Regions from separate parts of the Homo sapiens genome. Here region 2 is linked to region 1. The links are chromatin loops, found by intact Hi-C in ENCODE. Cell type or tissue: mammary epithelial cell. All regions are shown on one strand. Each heading gives the region's core, and the rest is flanking DNA. Links, peaks and the distances in the headings are about the cores only. Region 1 overlaps ZDHHC17 (zDHHC palmitoyltransferase 17). Region 2 has its middle 49 kb from the start of CSRP2.

Region 1 (2,931 bases), core at 176-2,675:
AAGGAGAGAAATTACCTCCAAAATCTGCTACTATAGGTAGCAGATAGTAGACAGGAATAGTAGACAGGAATGGGAAGAGCTGGGATAAGCTGAGCTGCGATAAACACTGCAGCAAAGAGAAATCAACATGACAAGACTCAATCTTATACAGCAGGTATAGGGCAAATACTAGTTTATATGCCAATGAGAGATGCCATAATACATGTTTATTTGCATACCTTGATGGGATTATATAACCAATCAACTATTCGCCAAGTGTCTATGTGCAAACTAGTTAACTTTTTAAAATGCTAGACCTATTGTGGTATAAGTGTAATCCGTCTTTGTCCCAGGTTCACGGCACAAGGCTCCTAAAATGCTTAAAATTTCTGAGTGATAGGACTGTTTTTTGTCATTCATTAAAGGTCCCTTTTGACTACACCAGAGTTTATGCCAATGAAGTGACCTGGAGTGGAGCCTATATAGCATAAACTCAGGAGGGGGCTGGTGACTAGAATGACCAAGTGATTAGAGAGCTGGAATTTTCAACTCTTCTTACTGACCTCCAGAAAGGAGAATGAGGTGCTGAATATTAAGTTCTATAAAACCTCCTGAAACAACATTTGACGAGTTTCTGGATTGGTGGAGACATTAAGGTTCTGAGAGGGTAGTATGCCTGGAGAGAGCATGGAAACCACACTCCCCTACTCAGACCTCCTCCCATACATCTCTTTCATCTGGCTGTTCCTGAGTTGTATCCTTTATAATAAACTGAAAAATGTAAGTAAAGTGTTTCCCTGTGTTCTGTGAGCAACTTATGCAAATTATCAAATCTGAGGAGGGAGTCATGGGAACCCAATTTATAGCCAGTCAGTCCAGAAATACTGGAGGCCTGATTTGTGACTGGCATCTGAAGTGGGGACTTCAGTCTTGTGGGACTGAGCCCTTGACTTGTTGCGTCTATGCTAATCCCAGATGTATAGTATAGTATACTAAGTATAGTGAGTTCAGGAATATTGTGAAAGAAGGGTAATGGAAGGGACTTGCCCTTCAAATTTAATTCTATTAAATTTATGGTATTTTGGGTCTCTACGGGTACTTGATTCATTTCTAAATTCTACCTAATACTAACGAACCTTCTTAAAACAAAATAAAACAAAAAGCATACGTATAAAGCTCCTTTTAAAAAAAATTATTTCACCCCAAATTACATTTGCAAAATAAAGGCATTTTGTTACAGCCATAGAAATAGGCAAAAAAAATTTGGCAACAAAGGAAAACCTGAGGTAGTGATTTCTTCTAAATTCTAGGCATATCATAAGGATCTTTAAAGGAATGCTTATTGTTCATAATAAAAAGAGGGCATAAGCATAAAAATATATAACCAAGTGAATAACAAAATGGCAAGAAAAACCAGTTTCCCCTATAAAATCATAAAATAACTTTTTAAAAATGTAATTAGTTAACATTGCCAGCAGATGGCACTATACTCAAGACAGACTCTTACAACCTACCTGAAACACCATGTTTTCTCGGCTTTTATTTTTAATTGACACAATAATTGTACATATTTATGGGATACAGAGTGATATTTCAATACAGGTATACAATGTACAATGACCAAAACAGGATAATTAGCATATCTATCACCTCAAACATTGATCATTTCTTTGTGTTGAGAACATTAAAAATCTGTGTTTGTATATTTGAAAATATACAATAAATTGTTAGTCAGTCTGTAATACTATAGAACACTAGGACTTATTCCTCCTAACTAGCTGTACTTTTATATCCCTTAACCAACCTTTAACTATCTCCTTCCTCCTCTTTCCTGCCTCTAGTAACCACTATTCTACTCCCTACTTCTGAGATTAACTTCTTTAGCTTCCATGTATGGGTGAGAACATGAGGTATTTAACTTTGTGATGAACTGTCTTTCAGGAAAGACTGAACAAAACTGATTTAGGAAAACATTTGGGAAAATATTCATCAACCTTAGCTCCCTTAAATAACAGTTTTCACTTCATTTCCTTCTAGCATTAATCCCTATCTATACATGTATTTGTAACAATATATGTATCGTATTGTATGCAGTGTATTATAATGTCTTTCCACAGACATTTGATGAATGAATATTTATTTATTTAGAGACAGAGTCTCGCTCTGTCACCCAGGCTGAAGTGCAGTGGTATGATCTTGGCTTGCTGCAACCTCCACCTCCTGGGTTCAACTGATTCTCCTGCCTCAGTCTCCAGGGTAGCTGGGACTACAGATGCGTGCCACTAAGCCCAGCTAATTTTTGTATTTTTAGTAGAGACGGGGTTTCACCATGTTGGCCAGGCTGGTCTCAAACTCCTGACCTCAAGTGATCCACCCACCTCGGCCTCCCAAAGTGATGGGATTACAGGTGTGCTCCACCGTGCCCAGCCTGATGAACATTTAAGTAAATGCCTATATGCATATGTTTCTCTCCTCTTCCTATCTCTTTAAAAAAAAGCTTCATTTTTTATAAGAGGTCTAGATTTACAAAAACAATGTCAAGAGAGTAGTTCTCATATTCCCCATGCTGTTTCCCCTATTAACAACAGCTAACAGTATGATACATTACCTTTAAAGAACCAATATTGATACACTATTATTAACTAAGCCCATACTTTGTGCAGAGTTCATTAGTTTTTGTCCAATGTTCTTTTTGTTCCAGGATCCCATCCAGGATACTACCTTACATGTCGTTATCATGGCTCCCTAGGCTACTCTTGGCTGTGACACTTCTCAGACTTCCCTTGTTTTTGATGACCTTGACAGTTTTGAGAATAACTAGTCAGGTATTTTGTAGTATGACCCTCAACTGGGATTTCTTTGACGTTTTTCTCATTACTAGACTCAAGTTATGTATTTTAAAGGGCAACTATTGTTTTTAATCTAACCTTATTTTTTTTTTCGGATTTCTTT
Region 2 (2,931 bases), core at 219-2,718, 140 kb before region 1:
TAATAATTACAAAGTAATTCATGGGTAAAGTAAAACAAATCAGAGTTGTATAAAAAAAAGTTAAAATCTGCTTCTTACCCATCCAACCCCTAAGGTAATTGGTATTAATGGTTTGATGTATATCCTTCAACACCTGTGGTTACAGGGAGTGAAACTGGTGTGGCCACTTTGGAAGGCAATTTGGTAATACCCATTAAATCTGAATTGTACAAATTATTTGATTCAGCAATTACATATCTTAGAATTTGTCTTACAGGTATACCCAAACACACAGGATAATCTTCATAGTATTGTTTATAGTAGCAACAGTTCAGAAACAGCCTAAAGCCTGATTAAAGGTGCATATCAAGTATAGGATACTATATAGCTCTAAAATATAATGAAGTAGATTGATAGGAAATGAAAAACCATGTCCAGAATGAATATGCATGTTTCTGTTAATACACACACATATATGTTCACTCTATACTACACACATACGTGGACTATGTGGATGTATACACACATGTGTGTGTATTTCTTCACTCTATACTTGATATATAGAGGCTATTTCTGGGACGACAACCAAGAAAATTCTCCATCGTAGCTGCCCTGGAGTCTGGGTGACTATTCATTTAGAATAAGAGGGAGACTTGCTTTATTATATACCTTTTAGTAGATTTGATTTTTTAACATGTGAATGTAGTCTTTTTTTCAATAAGAGAAAAATAGTGAGAAAAAATATGCCAATCTGATGGATGAAAATTATACTCATTGTTGGGCTTTAAATTTCCCTGGGTTGGCTGGGTGCGATGGCTCATGCCTGTAATCCTAGCACTTCGAGAAGCCAAGGGGGGGCGGATGACTTGAGGTCAGGAGTTCAAGACCAGCCTGGCCAACATGGCTAATACAAAAATTAGCCAGGCGTGGTGGTGGGCGCCTATAATCCCAAAAGAATTGCTTTAGTCCAGGAGGCAGAGGTAGCAGTGAGCTGAGATTGCGCCAGTGCACTCCAGCCTGGGCAACAGAGCAAGACTTCATCTCACAAAATAAATAAATAAATAAATAAATAAATGATAAATTTTCCTGGGTAAAAGTGAGACTGAACATGAGAAACTTTTTTCATGTGTATCACGGTCATTTACACTCCTTCGATGAGATGCCTATTAATATCATTTGCCCATGTTTTAAATTGAGTTAACTTCCTTATTAAGTTTTGTAGCTTTTCAAATATAGGAAATATTACCCCTTGTTTATAATATGTATTAAATATTTTTCCCAATTATTTTTTGTTTTATATTGCTGATAATTATTTTTGTCATTCAAAAATTTTTTGTTTGTTTTAGCAATACCACATCGGAGGCAGGGTAATGTAGGTACATTATTCTATCTCTTTCTTTATGGTTTCCCCTCTTGCTTAAGAAGTCCTTTTTCAACCAGAAGTTATTAAAATGCTACTTTTAACATTTAGATCTTTAATCCTCCAGAATTTATTTTTAAAGTATATGATTCAACCATTTTCTTTTAAATGTAGAACTAGTGCCATTTTGTGAAAGCCTTTCTCCCCAGGGAATTGAAATGCCAGCTGTCATATGTTAGTTTTCCATATGTGTCATTAATGCTCCTTTGCTCTCTCAGATTCATTATCTCCCCAGTCCTGTATCCCAGAGCCAGGCCCCCTTGTTTCCTGACTTAAAATTGGCTTTGGCCAACAGGAGGCGCCAGCAGATTGGAAAGACAAAGGGGTTTGACTATTTCTTCCTCCATGCCTTCCTTGCAGAGTCACCAAAGTGCTTCAACCCCCTTATTAGTTCCCATAACTCTGCCTAAATTCTGCAGATAGACACTCCTCTAAATTCTCTTCTAAGTCTCATATTTGCCTGTACCTTTTGTTTTTAGATTACTGTCCTTTCTTGTTCCTATTTTATAAAATGTGATAATGGCAGCTTGAATGTATTTTATCACATATTCAGTTTGCTATCTGGTTGTTCAAATACCTCAATATTCTGCCCTTTCAATATTTTCTTGGCGATTTTAACATGTTCATTTTTCCACTTGAAATAATTAATCCAGTCAGTTCTAAAAAGTTAAAATTATCATTAATATTGCATTAAATGTGTATATCAATTTGGTCATTTTTATGATACAGGTTTTCTCATTATTGAACATGGTACCACTCAGTATTTTCAAATGCTTATTACAAACCTCAACTCAATATCCACAAAACAGGTCAAACCAATTATTGCCCTTTCAAAGTTTGGCTTTATTTTTAAGTTCCCTCTCACTTAATGGCATTCACAATTACCCATGCTCAAAACCTAATGTCATTTTCATTTACTCTGTCATGCCTCACATCCAAATGGTTGCCAAGTCCTGTGATTATTAAGTGAAAAATATCTGTCAAATTATTTCCTCACCCTCTCAGAACTACAGACCCAAGTTCTCATCTCTTCAATGAATCGTCACTTACATTCCTTAATTAGCTCCAATCTCCAGCCCTCCTTAAATCTATTTTCACACTGCTTCCCAAATTATAATTTTAAAATACAGATATGAAAATGGCATTCCTCTGCTGAAACCTTCAATAATTTTAATGTAATAAAGTCAAAACATTTTTCATATTCCTGCTCCATCTACCTTTCTGGTCCCTTTTTCTTCCATTTACCCCGCAATCCACCAAAATACACACACACACACACACACACACACACACACACTCACTCCCCCATGCTCTAACCACATGGGCTCACTTGTAGTTTCCCAGACATGCTATTTCATTTCTGTCCTTGAAAATGCTCTAGTTCTATGCTGTCCAGTATGGTGGCCACCAGGCACATGTGGCTACTGAGTGCTTGAAACATGGCTGGTGCAAACTGAGATGTGATGTACGTGTGAAATGAACACCGGATTTTCAGTGGTTGTACCAAAAGTTTATTGTCAAATATCTCATTA

What was found. A loop is a pair of places that touch in the nucleus more often than their neighbours do. Peaks named below come from ENCODE experiments on the same cell type or tissue, not always from the same donor. Only the 100,000 strongest peaks of a DNase experiment are listed, where the experiment ranks them.
Region 2: a loop joins it to region 1, with 3 times the contacts of the local background. A loop is called at or near these places in 6 of 110 quality-filtered maps.

Annotation. Positions count from the first base shown.
Region 1 is chr12:76,789,697-76,792,627 of GRCh38, reverse strand. All of the region lies in intron 1 of ZDHHC17 (zDHHC palmitoyltransferase 17), which reads right to left. Among named protein-coding and RNA genes, the nearest start is that of ZDHHC17, 27 kb to the right of the region's middle. In mammary epithelial cell, for the core only: a CTCF peak has its summit at 1,464 (motif pointing right); no DNase peak of the experiment used is centred there.
Region 2 is chr12:76,926,141-76,929,071 of GRCh38, reverse strand. No RefSeq gene overlaps it. Among named protein-coding and RNA genes, the nearest start is that of CSRP2, 49 kb to the right of the region's middle. In mammary epithelial cell, for the core only: a CTCF peak has its summit at 1,697 (motif pointing right); no DNase peak of the experiment used is centred there.